2 separate regions of the Mus musculus genome follow, and region 1 is linked to region 2. Evidence: chromatin loops called from intact Hi-C (ENCODE). Cell type or tissue: gastrocnemius. All regions are shown on one strand. Links, peaks and the distances in the headings refer to the core of each region. The heading gives the core; the rest is flanking DNA.

Region 1 (16,027 bases), core at 4,305-12,304, 440 kb after region 2:
ATCAGTAGCCCGGAGCTCTTGTCTCTAGCTGCATATGTATCAAAAGATGGCCTAGTTGGCCATCACTGCAAAGAGAGGCCCATTGGACTTGCAAACTTTATATGCCCCAGTACAGGGGAACGCCAGGGCCAAAAACGGGGAGTGGGTGGGTAGGGGATTGGGGGGGTGGGTATGGGGGACCTTTGGGATAGCATTGAAAATGTAAACGAGGAAAATACCTAATTAAAAAAAAACTCACCCACACAAATAAAATAGAGAGAAAGAAATATTTTCAGGTTAAAGGATACAAAGCACTGTGTAAATGTATATACTTTTCAAAGAAGGGAAAGTATAAACCACAACAAGTTGGTCTCCTTCATCTAAAGAACAAAGCCAGCAAAAACAGGTGAGGATTTGGGAAACATCAGTTTAAAATAAGAGGAGGCATGGAGAAGACTCCGACATGTTCCTTAAGGATTTCACAAGACACTCGGGACAAAGATGCATAGGAATTCTCATAATGTTATGGGATGTATTTCCTAAAGACAATTTAAAACTGATTCTAGAAGGCTGTAAGCACCAGAGAGCATCCCTTCCCTCCTTCTCCTTCCTTCCTTCCTTCCTTCCTTCCTTCCTTCCTTCCTTCCTTCCTTCCCTCCTTCTCCTTCCTTCCTTCCCTCCTTCTCCTTCCTTCCTTCCCTCCTTCTCCTTCCTTCCTTCCCTCCTTCTCCTTCCTTCCTTCCCTCCTTCTCCTTCCTTCCTTCCTTCCTTCCTTCCTTCCTTCCTTCCTTCCTTCTCATTCCTTCCTTCCCTCCTTCTCCTTCCCTCCTTCCTTTTTACCTCCCTCCCTCTCTCCCATTTTGTGTGCCCATGAAGGATATCAGATATATTCCTGTCTTTCTCTTTACCTTATTTCTTTGAGATGAGCTCTTCTACCTCAAGCTTGCTGTTTGGGCCAGGCTGACGGATGTAGAGCAGGAAGATCCCAGGATTTTCCTATCTCTATTTCCCAATTCTGGTCCCAAGTTTACAAGCATGCTTGTTCATGACTGGCTTTAAAAATAATGTTGATATTTGTTGTAGATAAGACTCTGGCCTTTGTGCTTACAAAGCAAGCATTCTTATTATCAAGTCCTCCCCTTAGCCCTCTGCACATTTCCTTCTGCTGAATTTGCTACCACTCACTCACTCACTCACTTCCTTGCTCTATTGGGCTGGGAGCAGAAGATGCAAAGATTTAATACAAAGTCCATACCCTCAAAAAAAAAAAAAAAAAGAGTTGCATTTGAAGAACGGAGAGACAACCAATAGCACAGGAAGAAGGTTGATGGGGGATGGGCTCTGTAAGAAAGTAAGACACCATGAGAGCATGAAGCAAACTGGACAGCTCAAGATGCCTGGGCATGCTGATGGCGGTCCTAGAGGAATTAAAAACACACAGGGATGAAGATGGGGGAGGATGTTCTCGGCAGTGTGAATATCTTGACTATGGTCCCTGGAGTGGGAAGATGAGTGAGAAGGATTGTTGGAACCAAGGGGTATATTATTACTGTATATAACTGTATATAACTGTATATAACTGTATATAACTGTATATAACTGTATATAACTGTATATAACTGTATATAACTGTATATAACTGTATATAACTGTTTATAACTGTATATAACTGTATATAACTGTCAGCCGGGATTCTGAGGTCATCCTTTCTGAGGCTGGGGTGGAGACAAAGAAACAAGAGCTAGATTTGGCTTCTAAAGTCCTCTAAAAGAGATTTGCTGAGACTTCCAGGACAAAGGTGTAGTAGAGACAAAGGCAGGAAGATAAATCTTACCAGACTGTAACTTTCTACTGCATTATGAGTAGGAAACAAAATGGCTCAAAAGCAACCATTGGGACTGCAGTGGTTTAAATGTTCCCTTTCAGAATCTGTGGAGAGAACTCTCCTCTCACTATTAGAATACTATAGTCACCTGTCAGCCATTGTGCCAGTGTTTTCGCTGTAAGTTCTCCCCTCTCCTGACCTCTGTCTTCTGTTTGCTCACCTGTCACATGGTAGCACAGTATAGAGCCCCTCCCTCATCAAATGCTTCCACATTGCTCTTGACCTTCCCAGCCACCAGGAGCCCGAGCCAAATAATTGTCTATTGTTTATGCTTTAGCAGGTCTGTGGTATCACATCTGAACAGCAGAACACATATTTAGACAGCAAGCAAGCAGAATGAGGCAATGACTTGGCTGTGGGAAGGGTCAGAGATGCCAGGATGGGACCAGCACAGAGTGTTCCTGCTGCTCTCAGGGCACCACATGCTACAGGCAGGACTGCTTCCACAGGATGCTGCTCTCACTCTTACCAAGTCTGCTTGTTGGTCCTTCCATTATTGATGCCCCTAGGGGCTCTTCGCTTGCCTCACTGTGTACGTTTCTGCCATCTTGTTCCTCATCCCTCAACCCTCGTCAGAGCAGCTTCTTACAGTCAATGGCAGTTAAGACGAGATCCAAAGCTGGTCAACATGCAGAAAATACGAGATTTCAAAGCTCTGAATTGGGTGTCTATATTGTCCCCTCAAAGTTCAGAGATAATTATAGAAGAGCAGGTGAACGAATTTTAAGAGCCAGAGGCATTGGATATCTACAAAGAATAAGTATTTGCCAGATGTGACAGCGCTGTGCTTTGACATGATGTCTCTGTCTCTCTGTCCTGCCTCTATCTCTGTCTCTCTATCTCTGTATCTTTGTCTCTGTCTGTCTATCTGTTTTTCTTTCTCTCTCTCTCTCTCTCGCTCTCTCTCTCTCCTATACACACACACACACAGAGGGAGGGGGAGAGAGAGAGGAAGGAGAGAGGAAGGGGAGAGAGAGAGAGCGAGAGAGAGAGAGAGAGAGAGAGAGAGGGAGAGAGAGAGAGAGAGAGAGAGGGAGAGAGAGAGAGAGAGGAAAAAACCTTGGGTGCATGTTAAGATTAACACAAGCTATAATCCCAGCATGAGTTGGGGAGAGACTCATGAAGTCTACCCTGGCTGAGGAGCTATTGTTGATTTATAGCCACTGGTGGAAGGAACGCCAGTTTTTTGATCTTAGACTACCCCCCGAATTCCCTTCTATCTGGACCATCAGTGTGGAATCCAGTAGCATCATCCAGATACTCGCTGAGGTCAAGACACAAGACATTGTTCAAAAACAAAGCAAAACAAATATCATGTTCTTTTTTAAATTGTCTGTGGCTCCTAGATTCTATTTGGTCACACACAATGCTATAATAATGTCTGTGCATAAGGAAGTGAAAGTTGAAGTGGAATTCTCTAGATGGTCAAAGGGAACGGATGGGAGGATGAGGTGGGGGGTCAGGTTAATAGGAGAATATGTTCAGCATAAAGCTATACCACTATGAAGATCGATAAATAAAAGAGAGAGAGATGTGCCACAGGGAGACTGGGGTAGGATGCTGCTATTAGACTGGGATTCTGTTTCTTCATCTTGTATATATCTGAACCAGATCCAGGGCAACTTTAATCCTTCTGGGTATCCCTTAACTGTAGCATCAGTCAGATAACCTGCTCTCTCCATCTCTGTTATGGTCAGGACTGGGTAAGTAGCAAGAGATAAATGTTCCCCCAAGTAACCCTCGCAGGATGGCATTCATCTCAGGTGCACATGGCATAGAAGTGAGGGGAGGTAAAGTGTGAAGGCCCATGCTCCCTCCAGAGGGCAGACCACCCAGCTATTCTGAGCATTTGTACAGAAAGGCTAATAATCTACAATACACACACACACACACACACACACACACATATGTATATGTGTATATATAATCACATTGAGTTTAAGGTTAGTCTGCTTACATCCAGTAAAAGAGATAAGCCCTGAGGAAGAATAAAGTCGGCCATCTGATTGCTTAGAATACCGAGATTCATAAATTTGTATGGTTTGGCCCAACTTTAAAACTTTACATCTGCAAAGTTAAGAAATAAAACCCCAAAGCATGTGGGGCCTGAGAGCCAGCTCAGTAAGGAAAGGTGTGAGCTGCCAAGCCTCATGGCTACAGTCCTCTAACCTGGACCACACAGTGGAAGGGAGGGAGTCCCATATGGTGATGGGAAAGAACCAGCTCCCATGAGCTGCCTTTGACCTCTATGCATGTGCCATGGCATATACAAACCTATACACTTAAACACACACATGTACCTCAAATAAAATAGTTGTTAAAGTAATTATGTCATTGTTAAATAAGGGGGAAATGTTATCGAGAAGTACAAGAAAACAAAAATTACGAGGATAATGTGCGTTAAGAGCCCTCAAATACCCTCGATCAGGTACCCACAGAATAAATGGTACCTCCCTGGTGTTTGTTGAATTCAAATACAAACTCATAAATCACAAACGACAGGAGGAGAACGAATGCTTAAGATCCGGACATCCGAGGATGTTCAAAAGGAATGGAAAAACAAGAGCCATCAAACGCGCCACGGCTATGAGGTCAACCCCTTGAAGTCGACTTTAGGAAAAGCCTTGATCCCTGAGCCCTGGACAGATGCTGTGACTACTTCCACTTCCTTCGGGACAAACAATTAACATCCAAGCATCTCTTGTTCTGCATCCAATCAGAACCACCTAAAGGATTTAAACTATCATGGAGCACAGTGCTGTGGAGCTGCTGGCTGGCTGGAGGGGTCTCATAAATGTCACCGGGAGGACTCCTAGCAATCGGGAAGACAAGAGACAAAAATAATAACAGTAATTCTTTACTCTCACATAGCATCTTTCATCTGAAGGGCTCAAAGGCTCAACGTATTTTACAGATGTTGTAGCCATTAAAATGTATACAGCAGACATTATTCTCCGTGGATTACAGATGGGGAGGGGACCGTAATCCTGTCACTCAGACTAAAACTGGAATAAACATCTAATTATCCTTGAGAGGAATTCTTTCTAAATGCAGCCCCCTCTTTTTGCAGTTTCTTATCGCTTCTGAGTGGACAAGACAGGTCTCTTCATTGGGCCTGGTATATCTGCTGCCAGCATCCGAATACTGAAACGAGATCAGATCAGAATCTTTGTCCCAGACGAAACATATTTAACCTCTCAAATCTTTCTTCAGAGGCCCAATCTGTCTCATTCTTACAACCTGGAGGTGGTTTTCAACTACAGTAACTGAAACCAGGGCAGGATGCTGCTACTTTTAGGATAGGGCAATGACTTCTAGTTCCCTTGTCCAAAATATTGTTTCTTTTTCTTTCTTTCTTTCTTTCTTTCTTTCTTTCTTTCTTTCTTTCTTTCTTTCTTTCTTTCTTTCCTTCCTTCCTTCCTTCCTTCCTTCCTTCCTTCCTTCCTTCCTTCCTTCCTTCCTTCCTCCTTCCTTCCTCCCTCCCTCCCTCCCTCCCTCCCTCCCTCCCTCCCTCCCTCTTTCTTTCTTTCTTTCTTTCTTTCTTTCTTCCTTCCTTCCTTCCTTCCTTCCTTCCTTCCTTTCTTTCTTTCTTTCTTTCTTTCTTTCTTTCTTTCTTTCTTTCTTTCTTTCTTTCTTTCTTCTTTTTTCTGCTTTGATGTAGCAATTACACCTTTTCATTTTGTTTCTGTCTGGTTTTGCTTGACAGTAGTACTAGGGTAAAGTCCAAAACTTTACTCAACACTGGGCTAGCATATGAGCTACAGCCCTACCCCTTACATTTCTTTAAAAGGTGAAAAATGAAAAATAAAGAAATGATATTAATCGAGAGAAAAACCTCTTCCATCTCATGATAATAGCTATTTTTGCATTTACTGTTTTTCTTCATCCACCTTAACCTCGTGCCGGAGGGGTGAGGTGCGGCTCTGTATTTTCTAGTATGTAAATAGCTTTTGAGATCGCTGCAGAAGTGTCCTCTACTGATTTTTTTGGGAAAGAAGCACCATGATTTGAGGCACATAATAAGGTGCGAATCTGTGATGCAATTGCTCAGCTTAGGAGAGAACAGATCTGTCTCCACTATCCCCCTTCTGCTCTGAGAATGTTTTGTTAAACATCTTTTCATTCAAAGTTTTTTTTTTGTTTGTTTGTTTTTGTTTGTTTTGTTTTTGTTTTTCACTGCAAGGACTTTCAATAAGAGTCTTAAAAATCTATTTTTAAACAGCCTCTCAGGTGGTAAGTAGTGAGTTAAAAGTCTCAGTGTCTATATCAATCCTACTATACTCTACTTAGGACCAACTTTTCTCATTGTTTGAATTAGTCCAATGTTAGTCTTGCTTTTAGAATTGAGTACAAATGTCCTCCTTAGCCCTACCCCCCTGTTTCCTCTCCTTAGCAGACTAAATGCATTCTCCTTTTAGGGAACCTACGCTTGACTAAAGGATGATATCTAAATCTAAGCTAGATTAATGGAATCTCGATATGAAGCTAGCCACTATTCACTCTTGTGCTTACAGAACTTCTCTTGCCTGTGCGTTCAGACCACCACTTTATTCTTTAAGATGTCCTTGTAAGGTAAATAAGAAATACTATTAATAGGTTGTAAAGCGAATACAAGGCTTGGTGTCCTGGCTGAGACCCAGGACTGATGCAGTGAATGGTGCTGCTCCGTTTTCTAAGACCTCTCCTCTAAGTCTCAAAGCCACTGCTGCAGGCATTGGATCAACCTTATTCGAATTCCCCAGGCATTATTGCCTTTCTTTCTGCTGTTCTTAATATTTGTATGATTATTTATCCTGTGCTCAGAGAGCGGTGGAAAAAAATCATTTAAGCCAGTTGTTTGGCAATATCTAGGAGAGGAGAAAGCAGTCGTGAATTTAATCTGTTCTTAGAACTAAAGTGATTTTCATACATGTCAAAAGAGTCAAACTAGTTTGTGCACGCACTCCCCACCTCAGACAGACTGCTTGTTGAGGGCGATATATTTCAGCTAGCTCCGGTATCTTTGGAACCTTATTTATAATAAAGCTCTTGGGAAAAAAAAAAAAAAAAACATGGGCAGAGACTAGAATTCCTCACTCTGCCCTGCTGATAGGTTTCTCTTCTTTCCCACTCATAGCAGGACTTTTCACGATCTCTGTACATCTCAGTATGGAGATTCAGATTCAGTCTCTGTCTCTTTTTGTCCATCGCATGGCCATCAAGCTTACAAAGTCAGTAACTTTGTAAGCTGGCGTTCCTCCAGGGACCCTTGGAACCAGGGTGTCTTGTCCTGGAAATCTTTTTCTTTGGCCCTTAATGATCCTTTGTCCCCTTTTCAGAGTAGGGACAAATTTAAAACCACAGCTGGAAGGAGAGGGATTTTTTTGGATAAAATGTAGTTTTGAAAGTTTTGGAATCAAATGCAGTTTTTGGAACACAGCTAAACAGCTCACCAGAGCTAGGTTGTGGGGTCCCTGGAGGTACGCTCTCCTGTGCAGCCTGAGTTGGTCATGTCTATTTAGGGCAAAATGCGGGAGAAAGTCGTTGTAAGGGCAAACTCGACTTGGCAAATTAAAAAAAAAAAAAAAATTGGACGGGATTCGTTAGTAGAAACGCAGCAGATTATTAAACAATGAAACCTTTTCAAGTGAGAGATAAAGTAATAGAAGGTGGCAGGGGAGAGGCAGGAATGTAAAGAGAAAAATATCAGGGGCAGACCCTGATAAGATCTTCAGGAATCTGAGACAGATGGGGTGCTGGCTTGTTGTGCTGTCTTTTTTGCTCAGGACTGAGTTCTGGAACTTTCCAGTAACTTCTGCTGTGACACAGACCCCACCCTGTTCCTCTCCTTTTCCCATCTTATCCTGCAATGGGGTGGGGGTGGGGGTGGGGGGTGGGTTCCTATTCCTGACACCTTTGGTTGCTGAGAGGCTAAGACCACATTCTTGTCTGGCCTGTTTGACCACCTGAGAGTCATTAAGCAGTCTCTCCTCTGGTTCCAAAATTCTGTTTTCCTGGAACATCTTGTTGAACTGGAAGGTCCAGGCAGTTGAGAAACCACTACTCACACCTGAACAAATCAGTCTGTTTTTTTCCTGAAGTGTAGTACACGCTTGCCTCCTGGCACCCGCTCAGGTAAATGGCAGATCCAATCATCTGGCTGAAGCAGACCGTGGTGAGGTCATTATCCTGAAGCACTCTGTTAGGAATCTCAGGGAACCAAGGACTGCTAGTCTAATTAGGCAAGCAGTTCACGAGGAAGAGGCCAGAAGAAGAAGAGATTTGAGGGTTATCCAAAATATGTTTAGAAAAGGCCAGTCTACCAGCAAAGGGGGGGGGGGGTGTCTCCCAAATAAAGAGAAGTTCTGGAATATTAAACCTTTTTACGACATATAAGCAGAGACAGAGACAGAGAGAGAGGAGAGAGTCAGATGGAGAGAGGGAAAGGAGAGTCAGAGAGATGGAGACAGACAGAGAGAGAGAGAGAGAGAGAGAGAGAGAGAGAGAGAGAGAGAGAAAGACAAATTTCCTCATTGGCATAAAGTGGTACCTCTTAAAGCCAATGGCAAGTGCATGAAGTGTTACTCTGGGCCTTGGCACTCTTGCTGGGAGTATCTCCAAAAAGACCCAGTCCTCCATCAAGAAGCAGATGTACACGGGAACAAGACAAGAAGGTAGTTGTGTTTTGGTCTGGCCTAATCTCACTCACTTAAGAATGCTAAGATTTAAGCCAAACTTGTTAGCTGGTGATCTTCCAGCTAGTTGGAAGGCTGAGGCAGGAGGATCCCAGCCACAAAGCCATCCTTGACAGTCTGGTAGCCTGGGTAACTTACTGAGACCTTACCTCAAAATAAAACTTGAAAATAGGATTGAGGGTGTAACTCAGCTGTAAAGAGTTTGCCTGGTATGCTCAAGGCCCTAATTACAGCAAAGATTTCCCAGTGCCAGTTCACTCTTTGCCTCTGTCTGCCCTTCTCCAAACAAGGCCACGTGTCCCTGCCCCAGATCAGAGACTAGGCTCCTGAGTGCTGACTCGCCCATCTTTTTTCTCTTGTCAAAAAAGAAAATGTCCATGTCATTAACAGTCTGTGCTTTTTGACATTTTTTATTGGCTATGTTATGTATTTACATTTCAAATGTTATCCTCCTCCCAGGTTTCCCTTGAAACCCCTCCTATCGCCTTCCCCTTCCCCCTGCTTCTATGAGGGTGCTCCCCAACCAACTACCCACTCCAGCCTCACCTCCTTAGCATTCCCCTGTGCTGGGGTCTAAGCCTCTATAGGACCAAGGGATTACTAGATAAGGCATCCTTTGCTACATAGCAGCTGGAGCCATGGATCCCTCCATGTGTACTCTTTGGTTGAAGGAGTTTGCAACCCCATAGGAAGAACAGCAACCAGGCCCCCACCCCCACCCCCCCCAAGAGCTCCCGGCTTTTTGACATTTTCAACTTTAGATGATATATGATTGATATTGAGAACATTAGTTTATTCTGGGGGTAAAAGTTTAGGTTAAGGTAAGACCAACACAGGTTTGGCTTTGGGCAGACATAGAGGTATAATTGCTTAGAGTAACCTAAATCATGAGCCTTAACCCCAGTGATCATCTCTTTGATTCTCTTTCCTTCCTCCCCTCCTCCTCCTCCCCTCTTCTTTTCTCTCTCCCTCCCGTTCTTTCCCTCCTTAGCCCACTTTATCCTCCTCCTGAAACTTTTTGATATTTTGAGATAGTATCGCACTATGTAGATCAGATTGGCATTGAACCCGAGAACCTTCTCTGTCACTCTCCGAGTGCTTGGATTAGACATGGGAACCACCATGCTGGGCCCTGATGGTGGTTTCTAAAATGTTGAAAGAACGAGCACACCACTGGTTTTTCAATGCTGCTCTTTTCTTTTGATCAAAATGCTAAATGCGATAGCTTCGGCTCACTGGCTCACTTTATGTCATTTAAAAGATGCTTTTAAAATTTTATGTGTATAAATGTTTGTCTCTGTGTGTATGTAACCCACATCCACATGCATGACTTTGCCTGTAGAGATCAGAATAGGGTGTCAGAACTCCAGGAGTTGGAGTTAATGATAGTTGTGAGCTACCATGCGTAGGTGCTGGAAAACAAACATGGGTCTTTTCAAGAGCAGCCAGTGCTCTTAACTGCTGAGCCATCTCCCCAAGTCGTATCATTTTATGTTATCTTATGTGCAATGAGCAAAATTAAGGAAAAATCAGTTTGGAAGAGACTCATCAGTGGGACTTGTGCACTGGGAATGTGTCTGTATTGTGCTTCTCGCTTCTATGTTACTTCAGCTGGCACTGCAATGAACAGGCTTATTTCAGGAGACAGTTTTAAAACACAGTTACATTTTATTACTCCTTTAAAAGTACATTGGCAAAGTCCACATCACCAAGGAGTGTGTTTAATTTAATCTTTTACTGAGTGTAGCCCTTGTCCTGTTTATGACCCAAGACTGATGCCTCAGCCCATAAATGTGGCTTCTCTGAAGCCATACTGAACATACATGCAGCCCTCCGACAAGACAGCATTTAACAACCTTTTTTTTTTTTTTTAACTAATCGAAAATTGCTTCTCTCAAGTTCCCAGAGAGGCATGGACGCTAGCATGGCCCACGCTTTGCTGGAAAAGCACAGGATGTTTTAGAGAAGGTAGTTCTGACTGCTGGAAAACATCTTGAATTGTTGAAGGTCTAACAGACTCGAGAAAGCCCCGGAGAATCAATGGAAGAACAACACGATGTAATGGCTTTTAAAAGATGGGAACCAGAATGAAAAAAAAAAAAGCTTTAATTCATTTCAGAAAGAGATGTCAACTCAGTGTTTGTGGATAAAGTTGCCAGATAATCTTTCTCAATTCCAAATTCATTTTTGGGGGTTTGGAAACCAGACAGTGTCAGGCACCAAGAAAAGTCTCAAACAGTTGGCGCCATCTAGTGGTTGTGAAGGACAAAGCCAGAGCGCGAACCGATTCCAGGCTAGTAAGCCCACACACTTCTGGAAATAGCCCTGTAGCTTTTCTGCACGGGATTCGGGTTTGCATGGTAAGTACTTTTACATACTGGGTTGTCTAGGATGCTTTCCCAGTAAGCACTTATCATAATCCTAATAGTGAAGTGGCTCACCCTTTCTAGGATCTCAGAGAAGTATCTGATTCAAGGTCATTTGGATGAAGTGAATAGGCGACAAATTGAAGTTTTCTGGTAACTATTCAGTCGTGGCCTCTCCAAAAGCACACAGCATTCTCAGAGAACACTTAAAAGGGAAAGTAAGCCCTTGGAGAGATGGTCCTTGTAGAAGATCACATCTCAGTTCCAAAAGTCCCAATAGGAGCCTCACAATTGCCTGTAAACTCCAGTTGCAGAGGCTCCAACACCTTCATTTGGCTTTCTCGGGTACCTGCACACACGTGATGCATGCTCAAATAAATATGAAAAAAGAAACTCACAAATATGAATCCATTTGACCTTTGTGTAGCATGTATACATGGGTTTTCAAAGAATTATTTTAAATATACTTTATGTATAAACCAAAGGGCAGAGAGACCCTTCCATCGTGGAGTGAAAGTTCCAAACATGATGATGAGCATATTCGTCTCAGCTCCAAACTTCGTCTCTGCAACTCCCTCCATGGGCGTTCCACTCCCAATTCTAAGAAGGGGCAAAGCGTCCACACCCTGGTCTTCATTCCTCCTGAGTCTCATGTGCTTCGCAAATTGTTTCCTATATCTTGGGTATTCTAAGTTTCTGGGCTAATATCCACTTATCAGTGAGTACATATCATGTGAGTTCTTTTGTGATTGGGTTACCTCACTCAGGATGATGCCCTCCAGGTCCAACCATTTGCCTAGGAATTTCGTGAATGCATTCTTTTTAATAGCTGAGTAGTACTCCATTGTGTAAATGTACCACATTTTTCTGTATCCATTCCTCTGTTGAGGGGCATCTGGGTTCTTTCCAGCTTCTGGCTATTATAAATAAGGCTGCTATGAACATAGTGGCGCATGTGTCCTTCTTACCGGTTGGAACATCTTCTGGATATATGCCCAGGAGAGGTATTGCGGGATCCTCCGGTAGTACTATGTCCAATTTTCTGAGGAACTGCCAGACTGATTTCCAGAGTGGTTGTACAAGCTTGCAATCTCACCAACAATGGAGGAGTGTCCCTCTTTCTCCACATCCTCACCAGCATCTGTTGTCACCTGAATTTTTGAGCTTAGCCATTCTGACTGGTGTGAGGTGGAATCCATCCCATAATCAGCCTCTAAATGCTGACACCATTGCATACACTAGCGGGATTTTGCTGAAAGGACCCTGATATAGCTGTCTCTTGTGAGACTATGCTGGGGCCTGTCAAACACAGAAGTGGATGCTCACAGTCAACTATTGGATGGATCACAGGGCCCCCAATGGAGGAGCTAGAGAGAGTACCTAAGGAGCTGAGGGGATCTGCAACCCTATGGGTGGAACAACAATATGAACTAACCAGTGTGCCCCCCCCCCCCAGCTTGTGTCTTTAGCTGCATATGTATCTGGCCTTGTTGGCCATCCGTGGAAAAAGAGGCCCAAAGAGGCCCATTGGTTGTGCAAACTTTATCTGCCTCAGTGCAGGGGAACGCCAGGGCCGGGAAGTGGGAGTGGGTGGGTGGGAGAGTGTGTGTGTGTGTGTGAGGGTGTGAGGGACTTTTGGGATAGCACTGGAGATGTGAATGAAGAAAGTACCTAATTAAAAAAGAAAAAAAGAAAAAAAGAAAGAAAGAAAAGAAGAGAAAAGAAAGAATGAACATATTCTTATACATATAAAAGAAAGCAAAGCAAAACAAAAACCATGGCAGCCCCCCCCCCCAATATATTGCAGTTGTGTGGAGAAAAAAAATGGGTGTATTGCTGTTAGAAGAATCCACGTCAAAAGAGAAATAACAATTTAGTGTGTCACAGCAGAAGGCACGATGAGGGGGGTTTTGTTTTATTGTATTTTATTTCATTCTATTTTGTTTTGAGACTGAGACTCATTGACTAACCTAGAACTTGTCCTTAAACTCTCAGCAGACTCCAAGTCAGGCTCCCAAGGGCTGGGATTTACAGGCAAGCACAGCTGAACCCAATACATGGAGTTTTTGTGTGTATGTGAGTGTGTCTGTGTGTGGGAAGGCACAGGTAAGTGTAGGTGTCTGTGGAGGTCAGAGGTGTCAGGCCCTTCTGTAACTGAAAGTACAAGTGATTGTAATCCATACAGTGTGGGTCTAGGGACCCAAACTTGGGTCCTCTGCAGGAGCGACATGTGTTTTTGATTATCGAACCATTTCTGCAGCCCCAAGACACAGGTTGTAGAGTAGAGACATAGCAGTAATCAGACTATGCCTGCTCTGTTGTAGAAGTGAGCATGGCCTTCTGGGTTTTGCTTGTCTTGGGTGTAACTAGATTTTAGGGAAGCACACTGTGACCCGGTATAGGACAAGCCACCACCATTTGTGAGCCGTGTGGCTGAGCACAGCGTTCTCACTCATGCTGTGGTAAAGGTTACAAATGTCTCAGAAGCTTTTGTGACAATGAAGCAAGTTCATGCTTGGAAGCTTCTGCCATAGAGGGCGGTCCTCAGTGGGCGCGTGAGGAGTCTCTAGGGGATGTGAAGCTGAGGGTCCTCAATGGGCGCATGCGCATGGGGAGTCTCTAGGGGATGTGAAGCTGAGGGTCCTCAGTGGGCGCATGCGCATGGGGAGTCTCTAGTGGCTGTGAAGCTGAGGGTCCTCAGTGGGCGCATGCGCGTGGGGAGTCTCTCGTGGATGTGAAGCTGAGGGTCCTCAGTGAGCGCATGGGGAGTCTCTCGTGGATGTGAAGCTGAGGGTCCTCAGTGGGCGCATGCGCGTGGGGAGTCTCTCGTGGATGTGAAGCTGAGCTTCTTAATCACTTATATATGGAGTTAACCACGGAGGCAGTCGATTCCATGAAGGAAACAGCTCATCTGTAATATGGGATGTTTTCTGTCGAGGAAGATCGTGAGGAGGGTTAGTGGGAGATCATTTAATACAATTCATGCGTGCAGTTTCTATTGTAACAGGAGTTACGAAATGGGCTCTAATGTGAATTTGTGTTGATGAGGACTTTGCATTGAACCAGACCCTTTAAAAATGTTGAACATTTAGATTGAAAGATTGCTATATATTTTTTATGTGTGTGTATGTGATGGCGTGTTGGGGGTGGGTGCATGTGTCCCTGTAATGTGTGAGTGTGGAGGCCCCAGCAGTTATTCCTCTTGGTTTTTGAGAACAGGTCTCTCACTGAGATCTGGGGCTTGCTGCTTAGGCTAGGTTGGCTGGCCAGTGAGCCCCAGGAACCCCCTAGTCCTCCATACCACGGTTTTTAATGTGTGTTTTGGTTACCTGACTCGGGTCGCTATGCCTGTATAGCAATCACTTTACCAACTGGTTCACCTCCTAAGACCAGAGACTATTAATGTTTTTATTAAGCGTTCAAATTGCAGAATACATTGGTGAAAGCTTTACAAAATAGCAGAAATGTTCAACTCAGTGGAATATGTAGCAATTACACTAAAGGCACCTTTTCTTAATTAGGGGCTCATAGGTCTTCATAAGGGCATCTCCAAATGCATATATGCACATTTCAATATTTTGCTGGCTTCAGTAGGACCAAAAAGTCATGCATACACCAGTCATGAAGTACAGTATCTTTAGAATAAAAAGCATTTCCAAGGACTAGATTCTTCCATAAACTTGACAATTATCTGGCTAAGTGTGATTCTCTGGGTTGTACTTAAGACCTTGAAAGAGAATGTGGTGTTACAGGTGCGACCAGATTGCTATTAAAGGATGGGAGTTTATCCTCCAGCATTCTTTGGGGGAAAGTAGGAGTCAAATGTGACTCCCTGGTCTCATGTCGTCTTTACCAAGGTATTCATTCACAGAGCTAGACAAATAAATACCACTTCTAAACTTACAACATGGTGCTTTGCCTAAAGACGGCATTGATGATGAAGCACCAATTATTGCCACATCACGTATAGCAAGTGCATCCAAAGTATTTTCATTCTTTGAAAACACACACACACACACACACACACACACACACACACACACACACTGAATCCTCATCAATTTTTCTTAATTGTGGAGTAGCTGGCAAATTTCCCCAGCTTTCTTTGAATTCTTCAGAGAGAAATAAGAACTTTCTCTGCCCAAGCGATTTGGAGCTAGTGGCTTCTTGCTGTGTTTCTATCTCTGTTTAGTATGACTGCTCCTTGAGGTGGGAGCCTGGAAACCAAGCTGTGGACATCACCAGAACCTCTCACTCCCCTGATGGATGCAACCAGAGCTTTTAGCCTCTTTCTTAGTGGCACCCTGACACTCCCTCTTCTGGGATCATCCCCTTCTTTTGAGCTGCTCTGGGCTTAATTAGAACAGGCTCACCTCTCTGTCAGACTCAACAGCTGATCTCCAGGTCTCTAATTGAGATACTTTCAGCTAAATCAGCCCAGCAGGAAGGGGTCTCCAATGGAGCCCCTGGCTTTCTATAGCCCTTCCCTGCTACCCATCGGCTAAAAACACAGTTGGCCCTTGAGGTTTAGACTCCATCTCAGGAGAAACATGTAATTTAAGCTCTCAGAGGCTTATGGTGGGCTTGCAAGCAGATAAGTCAAAAAGAGGGAGATGTTTTGTAAAAAAAAAATTGCAAAGCTTGCTTTTGATTAAACAATTTAAAGAACACACTGCTTAGGTAATTTAGGCGAATTAAGCAAAATGAAGCAGCTTATGTGGGTGCTCATACAATGAACATTCATTGATTTCCATTCTCTGGCGAATGCATAGTCCGGCTTCGTGTGTAGATTTCCAGGCTGATGAGAAACAAGAGCGTTTTCCATACACTCAGCAGCACTCAAAGCCAAGGCCCCCTCTACCTGGGTGCCCACTGGCCAGGCTTTGAGTACGTCATGACTCGGAGAGGGATTGATCTTACCTTCTTGCTGGATTTTCTGCAGAGGATCAGACAGCCACAGGATTCGAGTTTCACTACTTCCTACACACATATTATATACATGGTCTATATTTTTACACAGTCAGATGTACTCCATAGGCCCCAGCAAACTATTATACCCGAGGTGACTTGGGTGAAGGTAGGGGTTTGTAGGCCCTTAGACTTTAAGGAAACATGCCTACAAG
Region 2 (16,027 bases), core at 2,652-10,651:
TTCTGCCTTGAAGCCTCCCTCCCTCCCTCCCTCCCTCCCTCCCTCCCTCCCTCCCTCCCTCCCTCCCTCCCTGTTTTTCTTGTTGTTGTTGGGGATGTAGTTGACAGTCTTGTCTGTATGGGTAGTGTTGTCTTTTAAGTTGTATTTTCATTTCACAGGATAAGAGTGTGTCATCTTTATCAGATTTAACCATAATTACTATCCTAGCCATATTCTTTATATCTATCCAGCTTGGTTTCTGAATTGTTTTATAGCATTCTTTTCCTCAACCCTTTCCTGAGTGTGGATTAGGGCACAGAGCCAGCGGTAGCACTTAAATGGAGTTTGTGGGATGGCTTGCTTGGACTGTGAAGCAGAATCACTTAGCTTGATGAGATGTGAAAAAAATAGTTTAGCCATGTTGCTTTGGGCTGAGAATGACAAAAATCTTTTTCTGTTCTTTCCTGAGAATAGAAGCAAGTATCTCTACACCTTGACTGGGCAGTCTTTGTAACTCTTGTCTCCATGGTATTAGCCCAATAGTAGTAGAGCCCCTGTCCACCCCTCCCACTCTATATTCTTAATTATGCTGACCTTGGAGCTATTAGAGACTCAGCAGTTTGCTCCCCCATAAATAATGCACTCACTCTGAGTGGCAGACTGCAGGCTTGTGGCCCAGTTCTGCTGTGTATTTATAGTTCAGGCCAGTAAACATTTTGCTTGAATCCTTCAGGAGCTGTGGGTTTGATCCCTTTTCAAGTGGGTGTTGATAGAAATGAATCAGCATTGTTTTTTAAACTACTGCAGAGTCCAGCATGTTGATAAGCCTGGTAATTACCAGTGGCACTGGTAATTTAGTGGCTAGGAAGTGGGTGGCCCAGCTTGGTGGTTCATTTTCAGCTGGTAAAGCCTCCAGAATGGTTACTGGGTGGGAAGCTGGAGCAGAGCTCTGGCAGCAAATAAAGAGAGCTCTCTGCCTGCCTTGAAGTGAAGTCGGAATCAGCTAAGACCAGTGTGGCTCTGCTGTGGCCGTCACCGGAGCTTTACAGATGGCGTGCCCGATATGCTTAGAGGCAGATCTCTTTTCAAACAGGGACACAGGCTGCATCGTGGAGACGTGGCCTATGAGCACACGTGCAGGTCCCTGTGGCTGTGGTATTTCAGTGTGGGCTTCTTGTGTAATAAAGTGAAGTATGACATGCTAAGGAGTGAATGGAGCCACAGTTGCCTTCGTAGCCAGCAAGTACTGATGTGGGAAACCTGCTTCTGTCTGTTCTGTCCCTGGAGGCTCCTCAGTTTTACTTCTTCTCCTTGTGCCCCTAAGAAATGATGACACTCCTGCAGCCTCAAGAACAGGGCTCTTATTCTCACGATTGTTTCCTGGTGTAGCTGTTAGTGCGCCTTCATACTAGCAAGTGCAAGGGTGCGCGGCCATGCAGACAGTGGCTTAAAGAAGAACGGTTATTTTTAAAGGAGACTTGTAGGCTTTTAGTGTTAAATGGCTATTGACTTTTTTTTTCAGAAGGATCATTGATTTTTCTCCCACTCTCTGTTTCAGGTTCTGCCTTTTTCCCTGGACGGTGTGCTGAGATCTTTGTTGGAGGTCAAAGCATTGGGAAGCTAGGCGTCCTTCATCCTGATGTTATCACCAAATTTGAGCTGACCATGCCCTGTTCCTCTCTGGAAATCAATATTGAGCCCTTTTTGTGAGGTTGGTCTCTGAGTGTCCCTTTCTGCTCCTGTGGTGTCCTTCAGCCCTCTTTTACAGCACATATCCATTTGTGCGTTAATGTTTAATAAAGTGAAATGTGCTATCTGACTCCTTGCGTAGCTGCATTAGGCCAGCGTGTGGAACAGCTGGTGTGTATCTGCATGTACCACATTGGGGAGAGGTGCCCTAGACAGGCAGGGTGAGTTCTGGGAGCGGAAGTTTTGCTTGGCCTTCAGAGTATTGGTTACTTCTGACTCCTCCTGAATAGAAGGAAACAACTCATCAACTAGAACACATGTTGTACAGCCTTAAGCCTTTTCTAAACCTGATAAGTATTAATCAATAAAACATTTTAGGAAAATGTTTTCAGAATCAGTATGACCAAGCAGTGACAACCTTTCAAGTCATCTTTTTTAAGTTGATTTATATGTGAATATATGTGTATCTGAGTGGTGTGTCAGTCTGTGAATATGTGTGAGTGTTTTTGTATGTGTGTATATATACAGTTTATTACAACTTTATAAGACAAGGTTATTCGTCCTCCTCAGGATACAGATAGAGAGCACATAGACAAACTGTTACACACTCCTTAAAATGGCCACTCTTGGGGCTGAAAAGGTGCACCTGGATTTAATTCCTGAATTCCTGTCACCCACATGGCAACTTACAGCCATCTGTAAGTTTAGGTCTGACACTCTTTTCTGGTCCTCAAGGGCACCAGGCACGTAAGTGGTATATAGATATACATGTAGACAAAACACCAATATATATTTTTAAAATGTAAAAAGGGCTCATGTTTAAATGATGGACCGGATATTGGTGGTCCAGGTGGAACTGTTGCATTCTGCTGTTGAGAGGATATAAAATGATATAGCCAGGAAAGGAGTTTGGTGGTTTCTTGAAACCTGAAACACCATCTAGCTGTTGGAACTGCATGATCACACAGCAGTTTTTATGCAGATGTTCAATGTTATATATAGTAGGTCACAGACCACATAGCCTTTCTATGAAGGGCATGCATTCCTTATAAGGAATGGACTCCTGATAACATAAATGAGCCCAAGCATGCTAAGAGGAGGAAGCCATACATACACATGGTCCTATTGATGTAGACGAAGAAGAGATTGTGGGGGCTGGTGAGGTGACTGGCTAAGAGCACTAACTGCATTTGCTGAGGCCCTGGGTTTGATTCCCACCTACTTGATGGCTTACAACTGTAACCCTGGTTCCAGGGGATCCAGTACCTTCTGACCTGCTCGGGTGCCAGGAACACACATGATTGATACTTAAATCTTTAAACAGGAGCAAGTTGAGTAGAAACTAGCCAGTCACACAGTGGCTCCTGCACTAAACAAGAGAGGTTCAGTGGCTCAGGAGGGAAATATTGCTGAGAGCTGTCCTGTGTTGACCTGTGTTTTTGGTATTGATGCTGCATTGGTGTGATTGACTCTGGCTCTTTCTTCCACTTTACCAGAAGGAGAGTAATGACCTGAAACGACATATTAACTGCATTAAGCTAAATAGAACCTCATTTAAAGGATTTGACCCAACTGATAACACCAAAGTTCTGTCCAGTTAGGTTACGAGGGCTTTTGAGTAACTTGATATATGTTACTGTGGACCAAATGCCCTTCCTTCTCCAGTATACTCAGTGTGATGGTTTTTACAAGTGAGGTCTTTGGGAGAGAGTCAGGGCTGGATGAGGTTATAAGATTGAAGCCTTCCTGCTGGGATTAGTGGCTTTCCAGGGAGACACCAGAAAGCTTGCTTTCCCATCCCAGTGCGTTGATGACAAAGAGGTCCTGTGGATATAGGGTCAGATGGTGGCCTCCTGCAAGCCAGAAGAGCCCTTATGATTAAGTACTTGCCAGTACCTCGGTTTTGGATCTTTATTCTCCAGAATAGTGAGAAACAAACTAGCGTTCTTTCTGAGACACTGTGCCTGTGCTATCTTGGCAGCCATAAAAGAAAATGGAGATTAGCGTGTGTAACAAAATCCAGGGTGTCAGTACACCTCTAGGAACTGAGGCAGCTTCAGAAGGTACCTGCCAGATGTTGCTGTGGGAAGCATGGCCTTCTTGGCTAAAAACAGTAACAAACAGGCCGAGTGTCCATGACAGACTGTGAGTTCAGATCCTCTGTGTGGCTTTGAATTTCCAGCAGGCAGAAAGAACAGCGATGTGGGCAGCCTGACTCGGTTGAATTAGCATCTCCAGCAATGGGCTGAGAGGAATTGTGTCTGGCCAAGCAAAGTCCTGTGCTGGGTTTTTTTTTTTTTTGGTCTCTCTTATGACTGCTTCAGTGCTCTTAGTCAAGTGTTTTTCTGTTTAAGGAAGCCAGGCTAGGACTGAGGCGTGGTTGTGTGTTAGAAAACCTTTGAAACAGCTCAGTTAGCGAATGTGAGAAGGCAGGGCCCCAGAGAGGAATCAGAGGCCTTCATGCAAATGAGCCCTTTCAGAAGAGTGACAGGAAGGATACAATGTGCCTTTTTGATACCACACTTGGTGGCAAAGGAACTTACATTCCAGAAGCTGCCACTTTCTGTCAAGAAGGAGGACACTATGCTGGCCCTTCAAACAAGCCCTTCCTAAGAGCCAAGGCAAGATGGTTCTGTTAGAGGCAAGTCTGGGTAAACTGCTCACTGGGTTCTGGGCAGATAGGGAGTACACACCTAGACAGAGGTGGGTGGGTCCATCAGAGATCTCAACTGTGAGTTTTGGGATGCTCATTTATAGAAGGAGCACTTGGAGTCACCTGAAGCAGGATAAGCAGACAGGCACCCCACAAATAAACTGCTGTAGGAAGATTGCTGGGGGGGGGGGGCGCGACGACGACAGACTCTGGAGTATATGGGTCACTAGGAAGCCCAGGGCTAGGGTTTGTATAGGGTGTAATGGATGTCATTCATCTTCTAGAACCTTCTACAGCTCTTTATCAGTGTCGAAGTGAGATGAGTTAAGATGGTCTTTGTTTAGTGGGCTCTGCATAATTTGTTCCCTCAGGGCCACCCATATGGTTTCCAGGTGACACAGCAGCAGACCAGAGTCCCCTATCCTCTCTGGGCACATTATGAACTCCTCTTAGGTACATGTATTAAGGCAGCATCAGGTTGCCACCCCCACCCTCAGTGAAGAGAGGACCAGTTGGACTTGTTACCAAAAGGTTTGGCTTTCTTTGAATACCTTCACTGGGAAGAATCTGGCTTTGCCCCACCCCAGGCAATCGTGATGTCACACAGTAAGAGGAGAAAGGAAGGCTAGCAGATGTGTTGAGTGTGGAAAAAGTGGCAGCAGCCGGAACTCCTAGCGCGCCACTGTTGCATTTCTTGTTTGTTTTTGCATGCCACATAGACAGGCGTGGAGAAGGAAGAGGAATGTCTTTGGCTTCATATAGCTCCCTTGTCTCATGTGGCTATGGTTTTTAAAAATTTAACATTCTATGCATGGCCCACATTCATCTCCCGTCTTAGTATGCATGTAAGTATGTGAGTCTGTACTACAGGTGTGCACCACTTCATGGAAACAACGGATGTATAGTAAGACCAAACTAATTTATTAAAGTCTTATGTTTGTGAGGAAGGAAGAATTGCCATATGACTTTGGAACAGCAAAGCATACTGAAAGTTTACAAGACGAGCAGAGCACTGAGCAGATGGCTGACTGGGTTAAGGGGTGACTGTGAAAGCTAGAGGACCTGAACTTGACTTCCCAGAACCCGGGTAAAGGTGGCACATGATGTCATGTGTGTGAGCCCAGTACTAGGAGGCAGAGACAGGAAGATCCAAGGAAGGGGCTTGCTGGTCTGGCAGTCCAGTCAAAATAGTGAGCTTCAGGTTAAGAGGAAGACTTTCTCAAACTTACCGTGGAGAGCAATAGAAGATGTGTGTGTCAGGTGCCCACACCATCATACACACTCATACAAGCAAAATAAACACACGTGGTTTGTAGGAGAACCCTGTCTAAAGTGAAGCGTGCTTGGCTTGGGTCCGTGTAACCTTGTGCTGGAGAAATAGATCCGTTCATGGGGAGACAAGAAACCCTGTCCACAGTGAAAGAGTTTACAAGCGTTGTCTGAGGACTGGATCGGAGAAGCCTAAGGATCGTGGTGTGCACAGGTTCATGTTTTCTAACTAGGGAACCCGGCAGCGGGCAGTTCAGAGGTGCAAGGGTGAAGGTATCCAGGGCACACTGAAACACTTGAATCAGGATGGCAGGAGCCTGTGAGAACACCATACCTATCACCCAGTTCTCACATGGTGACCATGCAGGTTTGTTCTGGCTTTTCCCTGTAAGAGCCCGGGCAGTGCCTCTGTCCAGCTGGTCCCTAGATTCCGAGTATCTTCTTGTACCTTCTCACCCCACTGCCTGGGCAACCTGGTCTCCCCTCCAAGCCTGGCTTCTGCAATGCCCTCTATAAAGACTGCACTTGCTCTTGTTCTCATGTCCAAATTGATACTTGTCCTGCTGCCTCCCATGGCCTGGTCTTTTCCACACAGCCTTGGCGGTTCAGCTCTGACTTAAAATTTTATGAACCTGTGTCTTCACTGACCTGGGAGAACTCCACAGAAAAGGCTAGAGCTTTGACATCCCTTAGGTGCCCAGCGCACGAGTGACAGTATACACAGTTCTTAGTATAAATGTGGCCTCACTTAACCCTGTACATAACTGGGGAATCTAAGAACAATCTTCTTTGAATTGCGAATCAAGGTGCTTAAAGCCAGACAAAGCATCACATACAGTTGGGCAAGCTTGACTGGGGTGGAGGGGGTGCGAGGAGTGTTTAAACACCTCAGCCATTTATCTACGAAAACATTCTAGTTCTCTAAGGCTAACCTGGGTCCCAGACTGAGACCTTGTCTCGAAAAAGAAAAAAAAGGAAGAAAAAAATCCACAGAAACAAAACATTAGATTTTAAAGCATTTAATAATCATACTCAAACAAAAAGATTTTATTTTAAAAAAGAATAAATTTACATACACTGCATAAGCAAGACAGTTGAAAGCTTCCAAAATAGAAACCTGAAACACGTGGTCTGAAATACCACATGCTGTGATTATCCTGGGAAGATGAGTTGTGTATTTCGGCAAGAAAACCCAAGTTACCAGGCACAGTGTCAAGTGGTTTTAGTGGCTATCATGAAAGGTATTAGGTTAAGGGTCTTGCCTATGTCTTTTTCCAGCATAAGGTACAGGTCTGAGCAAAATGGACAGCGGCTTGGAAGGCCGGTTCTACATTGATGACTTGGCCCAGAGTAGTAGCAAGATGAGAAAAGGATGTGTTATTCTTCCTGATTCCCAGAGGAAGCTAAAAGCTTTGGTGTCCGCATAGGACAGGCCTAGACTTAACAGGGACACATTCTGGTGACCAGGCCAGCCCAGTGCAAGAGGGCCTCTGGACTAAGACAAGCTAAGCCAGCAGGGGGCACTCTCTCTCCAGAGAGAAACTGACAAAGTGTTTTGAAAAGAGACCCAAGAGAGACTTTACTAGGATGCCGGTGCTGCTCTGTAAGAAGTGAGTTTGGTGAATTGAGAAGGCTCACCAAAGGCAAAATGTGATCAAGCCATAGCATTTAAAATCAGTACTGTAGGAATCCAAAACTAAACTTGGCATCTACAGTGAATACTTTCTCCCTCCCTTTTCTTGTATCAAGTCCATCCAAGAGTGACCAGTCATGACAAATTCTTAGGACACTGTTTAATGTTGTGTGGCTAATATATTCATCCTCCATCTAAATTATGTAAACACAGCCTCGAATGCATTCACTCAGTTGTCAACTTCCATGTTGTTGGGCCTTAAACTTCCTAATCACCACATCCACCGCTGTGACAATACATACAGCCCTTCTGTTGCAGATACACGTAGAAGAAGCTGAGCCTTTTGTCATTAGGCTTCAGACAAACCAACTAAAATCACCTGTGTGAATATAAGCCAGCATTACAAGCTCTAGTTTGGTAGCTTGGGGGTTGGGGGAGAAACAACAGAAACAGCCATGCACAACTGGAGGCTGGCCTAGGCAAGCACACCTGTAAACCAGGGCTCCAGGCTCCCCAGCCACGGAGCTGAAATACTGTCAGCAAAACCTGGCAAGTGCTAGGCCTTTGCATTCCTGTTCTTAACTATGACGAAGAAGAGAAGAATTGTCAAGTTAAAAATGGGCATTTTGTTAAGAATTATTCTTTTTGTTTGTTTTTCAAGACAGGGTTTCTCTGTGTAGCCCTGGCTGTCCTGAAACTCACTCTGTAGACCAGGCTGGCCTTAAACTCAGAGATCTACCTGCCTCTGATTCTAGGATTAAAACCATGCCCAGTCCAAGAATTATTCTTCAGGAATTAAAACACTACATTCAGTACCAAAGAACATCATTCCAACCATAGACCATGGGACATACTCAAAATCAGAGAAAATTTTGGCTTTGGTGTTTACACTGAATGCAAAAGTTGGAGCCTTAGCTCTTTTGGGGGTCAGAGGGTGATTTGTCCAGTACGAGCATATAGTGAAGCACTGGCTTACTGACACCATCCCTCAAATGACCAATGACTACCACTTACTCGAACCCTTCGGGATGTCATTGCATCTGGTGCTTATTCCGAAGTGCTGAGCCCAGGGAAGGAGGTCTCTGCTGTGGGTGTCCTGCACACCTTCTTAGCTCTAAGGAGATAAGGAGGACCATTCTAGGGCTAACAGGAGCTACAGTTAACCCGCTTATTCTCTCCAAATAGGCTGCAGCTTTTCTTGTGCTAAAATTCTTCAGGTCTAAACATCTTAAAGTTCTTAACTGAAAAATCTTGCCAAGAAAGAGGTAAGAAGGAGTGGGAAGACTGAGAGGGAGTCCCTGATTTTGTCTAGAGGGTGAATAACTGAAGACATTTATACAAAGTAGCCAAGCAATGACGAAAGGTAAAGTCACAGGGATGAGGCAGTGTGTGAGGGCTTCCAGAGGACGAAGCTCATCCATTCTTGTGCTGATTCAGTGTCTTCCAGGCTTATGTGGAAGCTCAAGCAACTGAAGGTGTTGAAGGCGAGGCAGGTGAGGGCAGGAGTCGCAGCGTGTCCTCATTTCCACCTGTGAGGAGCTGGCAGCCCGTCGTGCGTTGCTTACACTAGTGTGGAAACCGAATCACTGGATGCTGTGGACTGTCTGCAAGGCAGATCAGCATCTTGCTTCACTAATAGTTCCTGGAGGAGATGAGTTGGTAAATAAAGCAAGCTCTTCCGGTGGCCTCATGGCTCTGCTACTATCTTCAGTGTCCTCACAGGAAACTTTATTTTAGAATGGTCTCACCACCCACTCAGGGACAGTCCAGTCTGATGACAGCACAAGAAGCCATTCTGTCCAATGAGTTGAGATTTTCCATGGTGCCACCCTTACTCCCAGACCAAACTCCAGTTTGGGGATTGAGACTCGGCATCAGGCAAGGTTGTAACTGAAAAGACTATCCTGCCTTCATAGTACCTCAAGTCTACTGGGTCTCTGGAGCTTGGTGGGGCTTGTAACCATTGCAAACTGGGCCACAATTCCTGTCCACCCAAGACCGTGTCCCAAGTCCATGTAACAGAAAGGGGAGGGGTGATCTTGCAGAGCTCAGCTGTGGTTTGAGCCTGGTGTCCTTACAGGTGAATCCCACAGCAGCCGTATCTATGTTACATCAGCAAAACAAAACTATGACTTAGGGTTTCCTTAAACAGGAGGCATTGAGATTACCTGAATCGACAGCGTTCTCCATTTTGCATCTCGCATTAGCGGACTAGTTCCTAACTGTCTTGGGCTCAGAGCAATCCCAAAAACCTGTGCAACATTGGCACAAAGGTTGTGGCACAGATGCCAACAGATGTGTAGGTAACAAACTTGTAAGGGACTTCAATCTCTAGTCTTCGCCTGGCCTCCTTGTTCCTAGTAACCACCTTGAACCATGAGAATAATACTTGCAGGGAGAGCTTTTGCACCAGTTGGCGAACCAAGAGGATCAACATGATTCCCACCATAAATTTGGTCAGACCTAAAACCAGCATGTCAGTGGTAAGGGGTGGGATGTTCTGAATGACAGGAAGAGATGGGGTGGGCTTGGACACGAGCTGGAAGAAATGGTTGATCCAGAATCCCAGGGTCACTCCAGCCCCAGCAGCCACGATGGTGGTGGTGTCTGCCCTGGTCGGGCTGTAGTAGTCAGACACAGGGTAATTGTAGCACAAGAGGAACGGTACAACTATGACACACACAGGGAAGAGGGGGCTGGCAGAGTCCAGGGAATCGATGAGGGTCCAGGCAGGGTAGGTCAGAGCAATGAGGACTGCAGTGATCAGAACGCCACCCAGGATATCCTGCCAGGAGAGAAAAGAAAAATGCCTGCTTAGCACGGGAAATGCAATCTCTACATGGTTTTACTTTATAGTATGTATGCAAAGGAAGTATAGATCTAAGAATTTAAAGTGAAGATAGGAAATACTATACATAGTCACCATGCTATGGTGTCACATACTCTCTTACAAGAGCACTTCTGTATTTCAAGAAGAAATTTCTGAATTTCTTTCTGAGTGAGTGGTTGATAGTTTCGTTGCCATGTAATCTTATTATATTCCCCTTATGTCACAAAGAATTGTCATAGTCTTTACAGGTGGCACCACCCTTTTTTGGCAGATAGTGTGAAGGCTCTAAACTCTTTACTGAGTTAAAAAACAAAACAAAACAAAAAAAAATCACCCTGAATAGTAAACATTACCAGATGGGTGACCCATTAGGTCCTTCAACCCACTTGGCTAGAGTAAATACCACAGGAGAGATGTGCATTCCTGAAAGTAAAGAAACTGGGCAGTTTACAGCAGAAACACTATCACAATGCACTGTGCTTTCCAGCACTTCAGATACTCTATTATTTACTCAGAAGAAGATGGAAGAATCAAATCATATTGGGGAGAAATGACAACTGGTGTTTCTGTGACTCCTGGTATTTGAATGTTTATAGGAGTTGTATTAATAATCACCCCACACTGGAGACAACCCCAGATTCCTGACAGGATGAAAAGGTAAAAAATTCTGTGGCACAGTCAGGTCCTGGAATACTTTTCAGCAATTAAAAAAAAAAAAAAAAAAAAGCAATGAACTACGGACGCATAGTACAACATGGATAAACCCTCCAGGAAATGCTTCTGACTGGAACACGCCTCCAAGCTCCAAGGGTTACATACTGCCTGGTTCCACTTATATGGCCTTCTCTAAAAGACAAAAACATCAGGGACAGAGAACAGTTATCAGCCATTGCCTAGGGGACTTGGTTTATCCTGTGTGACCAAAAAGGATGTCATGATGCAGTCTAGGGATAATGAGATTATTCCATACTGAGACGGTGATTATAAAAATTTATGTGGGGGGCTGGTGAGATGGCTCAGTGGGTAAGAGCACCTGACTGCTCTTCTGAAGGTCCAGAGTTCAAATCCCAGCAACCACATGGTGGCTCACAACCATCCGTAACAAGATCTGACTCCCTCTTCTGGTGTGTCTGAAGACAGCTACAGTGTACTTACATATAATAATAAATAAATCTTTAAAAAAAAAAAAAAGAATTTTAAATTAAAAAAAAAATTTATGTGTTGTGCTAGACTTCATAAAACTTTGAACGATTACATTATATGGTGTGTGCACATGTGTGCATGTGACAGCGGGCCTGTAGACGTCAAAGGGAGTTGGGTCCTTTCCACCATGTGGTTGCTAGGAATAGCTCAGATCATCAGGTTTGGTGCTAACCAGGCATCTTTTACCCGTTAAGCCATCTTACCAGTCCCAAATTCATAAAGTCTTATGCCAATAACTGTCAATTTTTTAACTAAGAAAATACTTTAAACAAATGAAAATGGAAATGCTTTCAGGCTCTTTTGGTCCCATCTAACACTGCCAAGTGTTAGCTGCTGCATTTTAAGGGACCCCCAGAGACCTAGAGAGGCTCCTAACTTTGAACTCCTACCTTCTTAGACTGTGCTGAGGATCTCCTAGAATCTGTGCCCCACCCAGTCCTCAGACAACATCCTGTTAGCTGGGCATGGTGGTGAATGCATGGTGACGCATGTAGGGAGTCTCAGCATTTGGGAAGTGGAGGCAGGGGGATGGTGAGTTCAAGGCCAGTTTGGGCTCTATTGTGAGACTCTGATTCAAGAAACCCAAGGGCAAGTTAAAGCTGTTAATGAAGCCATCTTCCACTCATCTGTGTGTAAAATGTTGCATGCTTCGTGGGGCAGAAACTTGTCAGTAGCTTTTAAAGTACAGATTTCTCTTTTGAACTAGCAGCCTCACCCGGGGACCTGGCTCAGGAGCTGTAACTGCCAACAGCTGAATCAAGGTTGTCATGTTCTTCATGGTGGGGTTGCTGGTCATGGCAAGTCCCGCTCTAGGAGGAGCATTGCATTTAACTGTTTACACCACAGGACACTGCTGTGACAGGAGGATTCTCCAAGCAGTTTTAAAAAGGTCAGGTGGGCCTGGGCCATTGGGGTAATGACGAGCAGAGCTTTCTACTGACTACATTCAACCCCTCTGGGAACATATCCAGATGGAGCCTGATTTGACTGCTTATGTGGGAAAAGCCAGTGCCTTCAGTGAGGACTGCAGCTGCCAACGCTGTCCTGTTGGTACCTGAGAAGAAGCAGAGATGCTTTCTCCATGACTAGTGGAGTAGACACAAAGTCTCCACTCACCAAGCACTTGGGTTTGTGTGGAGTGAGTGGTCAGGAGCACAGACGGTTCTCAAGGTTGTTCAACAGTCCTCGTTGACCAAGAACGCACTCGCACGGCTCAGCGGCTAACTCAGGATGCGGGATCACCCCAGTAGGTGGAGTTTGTCCTGCTCAAGTTTCTCTGCGATTGAAATGGGGGTCAACATGTATGTTTCCGTTGGATCCATCGTGGATAGAGCTCTGTACCCAGAAAGCTCAGCAACGGGAAGGAACTATGTGAGTGAGAATATCTACCTTGTAAAAAGGTACACAGGGGACCTCCATCTCGAGGATGCCATTCATGTGCCCGTCTTACCTGCCAAGAGCAGGTGACAGAAGCTAACAGGAGCTGGGATCTGTGAGGCAGACAGCTTTTGGAGGCTCTGCCCACCTGGATTTAAAGATCTCCTGGCTGCTATAACATTTTAAGGAACTGAATAGACAACCCAATTTCAGATAATATATTTATTTCCTTGCATGGCTTTAGAAACACTTTGTTGAGCAGAGTTTTTACATGCTTATTTCTACACGGCTTAAAAGGATGATGTTTTTAAAATGACACAGCATAGCAAACCGTTAAATCCTCCAATAAGTAACGAGGCAAGCTGCTGGGTAGTATATGTAAGACATGGTTCTATTTTGACTGACAAAAAGCTTGGAACACAGGCAGGTACATATTTGCAGAGCAGTGCACTTGGGTACACAGTAGGGAAGGGGACTCCACACTGGAATTCTCTATCACCTGGATGTGCTTTTTATTTCCTTTGGATTTATGTGAAATTGAATTAAGCACCTGAGTCTGCCCATGCACGGCGGGGTGAGCAGGGACCTCCGTGCAGAGGGTCCGCTGAGGACCAGAGTATTTTGTCTATGTGTTTAAAGGAACACTACTGTTAAGAGTTGGAGACAGCTCGTCACCTCCGCCAGTCTTGACCCCGAAGGAAGTCAACAGGGATAAAAGGGGCATTTGCCTCATCCACAGAGATAAAGCAGCTCAGGTCCCTTCTGGAAGAAAGTCTCCCAAGGCCAGATGGCTCACTCTTCCTTGGCCCTCCAGCCATGGTTGCTCTTGCGGCTGCCTTGATGGCTGCAGGTCTCATGGAGACTGACAGATTAATCAGTCGAAACTCTCTTCCCAGAAGGTCCTAGGTTGTGCCACACTCTTCCCCCATCTGATCCAGAGTGCAGCCAGGAATCTACACTCTGCATAGTCCCCAGCATAATCTGGATTCAGTGAATGTAAAGTTAGAACAAAAGTAAATAAACCCAGGGACAGCAGCCTAGAGCCTGAGCACGGTCCAAATCCTCAACAGGTTCCAGGAATTCCGCACTGCTTTCCCACGGCACGCAAATGGGTCTGCTTGCTTTCTGAAATTTTAAACTTTTTTGTTTTGTTTTGTTTTTTGAGCCAGGCGTGGTGGCCCACCCCTTTGATCCCAGTACTTGGGAGGCATGCAGGCAGATCTCTCTGAGTTTGAGGCTAGCCTGATCTACACAGTGAGTTGGAGCATGGGCAACTTCTACTTAGAAAGAAAAAGACTTCCCTAATAACCATTAAGGGTTCCCTGGGGAGAGGCGGGGCCTCATGAGCCCCGCCCCTTTCCCTGATAGGCTACTTCTGGGCGCTGTCCTGAGCAGGTCTTGGGATTGCTTCTGCTGCTGTAAGTTCCTGAGTGCAAGGCCAGGTCCTGAAAACATCTTTTCACAGCGCACTTCCCCGTGCTCTGGCCTTGGTCTTTCTTTCTGCTCTCTCTTCCACAGCGTTCCCTGAGCCTTAGAGGGCGTGGTGCAGATGTCCTGTTTAGGACTGTGCTCTCAAGAGACACTTAGTTCCATATTCTGACCAGTTCTTGGTCTCTGCCCACGTAACCGCTGTCCACTGCAAACAGAAGCTTCTCTGGTCAAGGCTGAGCCCACTTGCTGTTTGTTAAACACACCGAGGACAGTTTTGTATTCCTTTCAGAAGCTAAGTGTGCTCCAGCCATCTCTACCTGGCAAGTTCTTACAGCTCCTCTCTAAGGCTCGGCTCTAGGGCTATGCCTCTCTCACGCACTGTCATGTATCCCCACAGTTGGCAGTGATCTCCCTTGGCCCTGAACGAAAGGCTAAGAGCACACTTCATACACTTGCCTTATTTTGTCTTTGCTGTGATGAATACTTTCCTCTGGGCTCATTAAAAGTTTCCGGCCAGAAAGTCAAGGTTGAGCTAAGGTTGCCGATTTATTTGCAGTCTTTCTCAAAGCGTCAGGACTAGAGTAGACCAGACACTAGCTGGCAGAGTCAGGAGGCTGGGGTGTTGGCTACCCATTGTTTCAAAGTATAAATAAGAATTTACCCTGGTTCCTCCTGTCTTCTTTTGTAATTATGGTTGCCAAAGTCCCTGACATCTGGTTGGAATAGTCTTTATAAACTTAATTGTGTTCATCTTCAATCCAAACTAAATTATTTTAGTCCACAGCCCCAGCATTTGAGGCAAAACTAATTTTAGCCATCATGGCCGAATATGGAGTTTTCCCCCTCCCTTCTAGTCATACATTTGGATTTTCATCCATGGAAAGTGATACTATAATAAAGGTATTTAGGTATTTTCATAAGAAAGACACTTGAGCCATATCTAGTGAGATTTCCAAGTTGGGGACTGTAAATCTCTTATAACAAAATTATTTTGTAAATACTTCTACATAGAAGAACTGCAAATGCTCTAAGCTTTATTTTTAAATAACTTTCCTTGAGACAAGGTCTTATTCTGTAGCTGAGGCTGGTTCTACCACTAGTCTCAAAACAAAACAAATAAAACAACCCCCCCCCCCCAAAACCCCCAAACCTTCAAAAACATTTCCAGAGATGAACATTTCCACTGTTGCTTAGGAAAGCCACAAGTGGCCATTCTGCTTCTCAGCACACCAGGTGCCACTCAGATGGCTCCTCGAAAGATGCCTGTTTGGTGCCAGGATGTGTGTGCTCATCTGGGAATGTATTGAGCGCTTCCTGTATGCAGTGATTGAAGAACCATTATAGGGGGTCCGTGTGTAACAGTTCAGAAAGACACTGGGCATTTCAGGAAGCCATCCCCGCTCTCATGCTCTCGAGAGAAGAGTTTCAAGGTAGAGACACCAGGTAGTACTTGGTGTAAAGTATACAACATTACATAAACGCTCAGACCTATGATTCTACTTAAAATTGTTCAGGAAAGTTCCCATCACCTTGGTGCCAAGGAGTCTACTCGGTTGGTGGAGCACTTGCCTAACGTGCAGGAAGCCCCAGCGTCAGCCTGGAGTAAAACTAGGGCATAACACCATAGCACCTCTTAGCCCAGAACTCAGGGCATTGGAGGCAGGAAAGTCAAAAGTTCAAGGGCATCTCCAGACACAGAGTGAGTCCAATGACAGCTTAGAATACAGGAGGCTTTGTCTCAGGAAGGAAGGAAGGAAGGAAGGAAGGAAGGAAGGAAGGAAGGAAGGAAGGAAGGAAGGAAGGAAGGATTCGTTTACACTTGAAAAAAACATGCTCCAAATGCAAGCAAGAAAAATTAGCCTAAAGAGGCATGCATCACAGAGAGACTGAAAAGGCATAGGCTGAACACGTCCTGTGGTTCACACACACACACACACACACACACACACACACACACACACAA

What was found. Peaks named below come from ENCODE experiments on the same cell type or tissue, not always from the same donor. Only the 100,000 strongest peaks of a DNase experiment are listed, where the experiment ranks them.
Region 1: a loop joins it to region 2, with 5 times the contacts of the local background. A loop is called at or near these places in 33 of 42 quality-filtered maps.

Annotation. Positions count from the first base shown.
Region 1 is chr1:77,973,649-77,989,675 of GRCm38, reverse strand. No RefSeq gene overlaps it. Among named protein-coding and RNA genes, the nearest start is that of Gm26263, 83 kb to the right of the region's middle. In gastrocnemius, for the core only: a CTCF peak has its summit at 10,791 (motif pointing left); DNase peaks (open chromatin) are centred at 7,102, 7,962 and 10,796.
Region 2 is chr1:78,410,856-78,426,882 of GRCm38, reverse strand. Sgpp2 (sphingosine-1-phosphate phosphatase 2) reads right to left here. Exons shown (of 5, transcript NM_001004173.2): 5 at 6,597-10,008. The coding sequence ends at 9,457. It overlaps Farsb (phenylalanyl-tRNA synthetase, beta subunit), which reads left to right. Exons shown (of 17, transcript NM_011811.4): 17 at 1,538-2,138. The coding sequence ends at 1,689. It also overlaps the pseudogene Gm19072. Among named protein-coding and RNA genes, the nearest start is that of Gm51634, 62 kb to the right of the region's middle. In gastrocnemius, for the core only: a CTCF peak has its summit at 7,102 (motif pointing right); a DNase peak (open chromatin) is centred at 7,104; H3K27ac peaks cover 382 bases.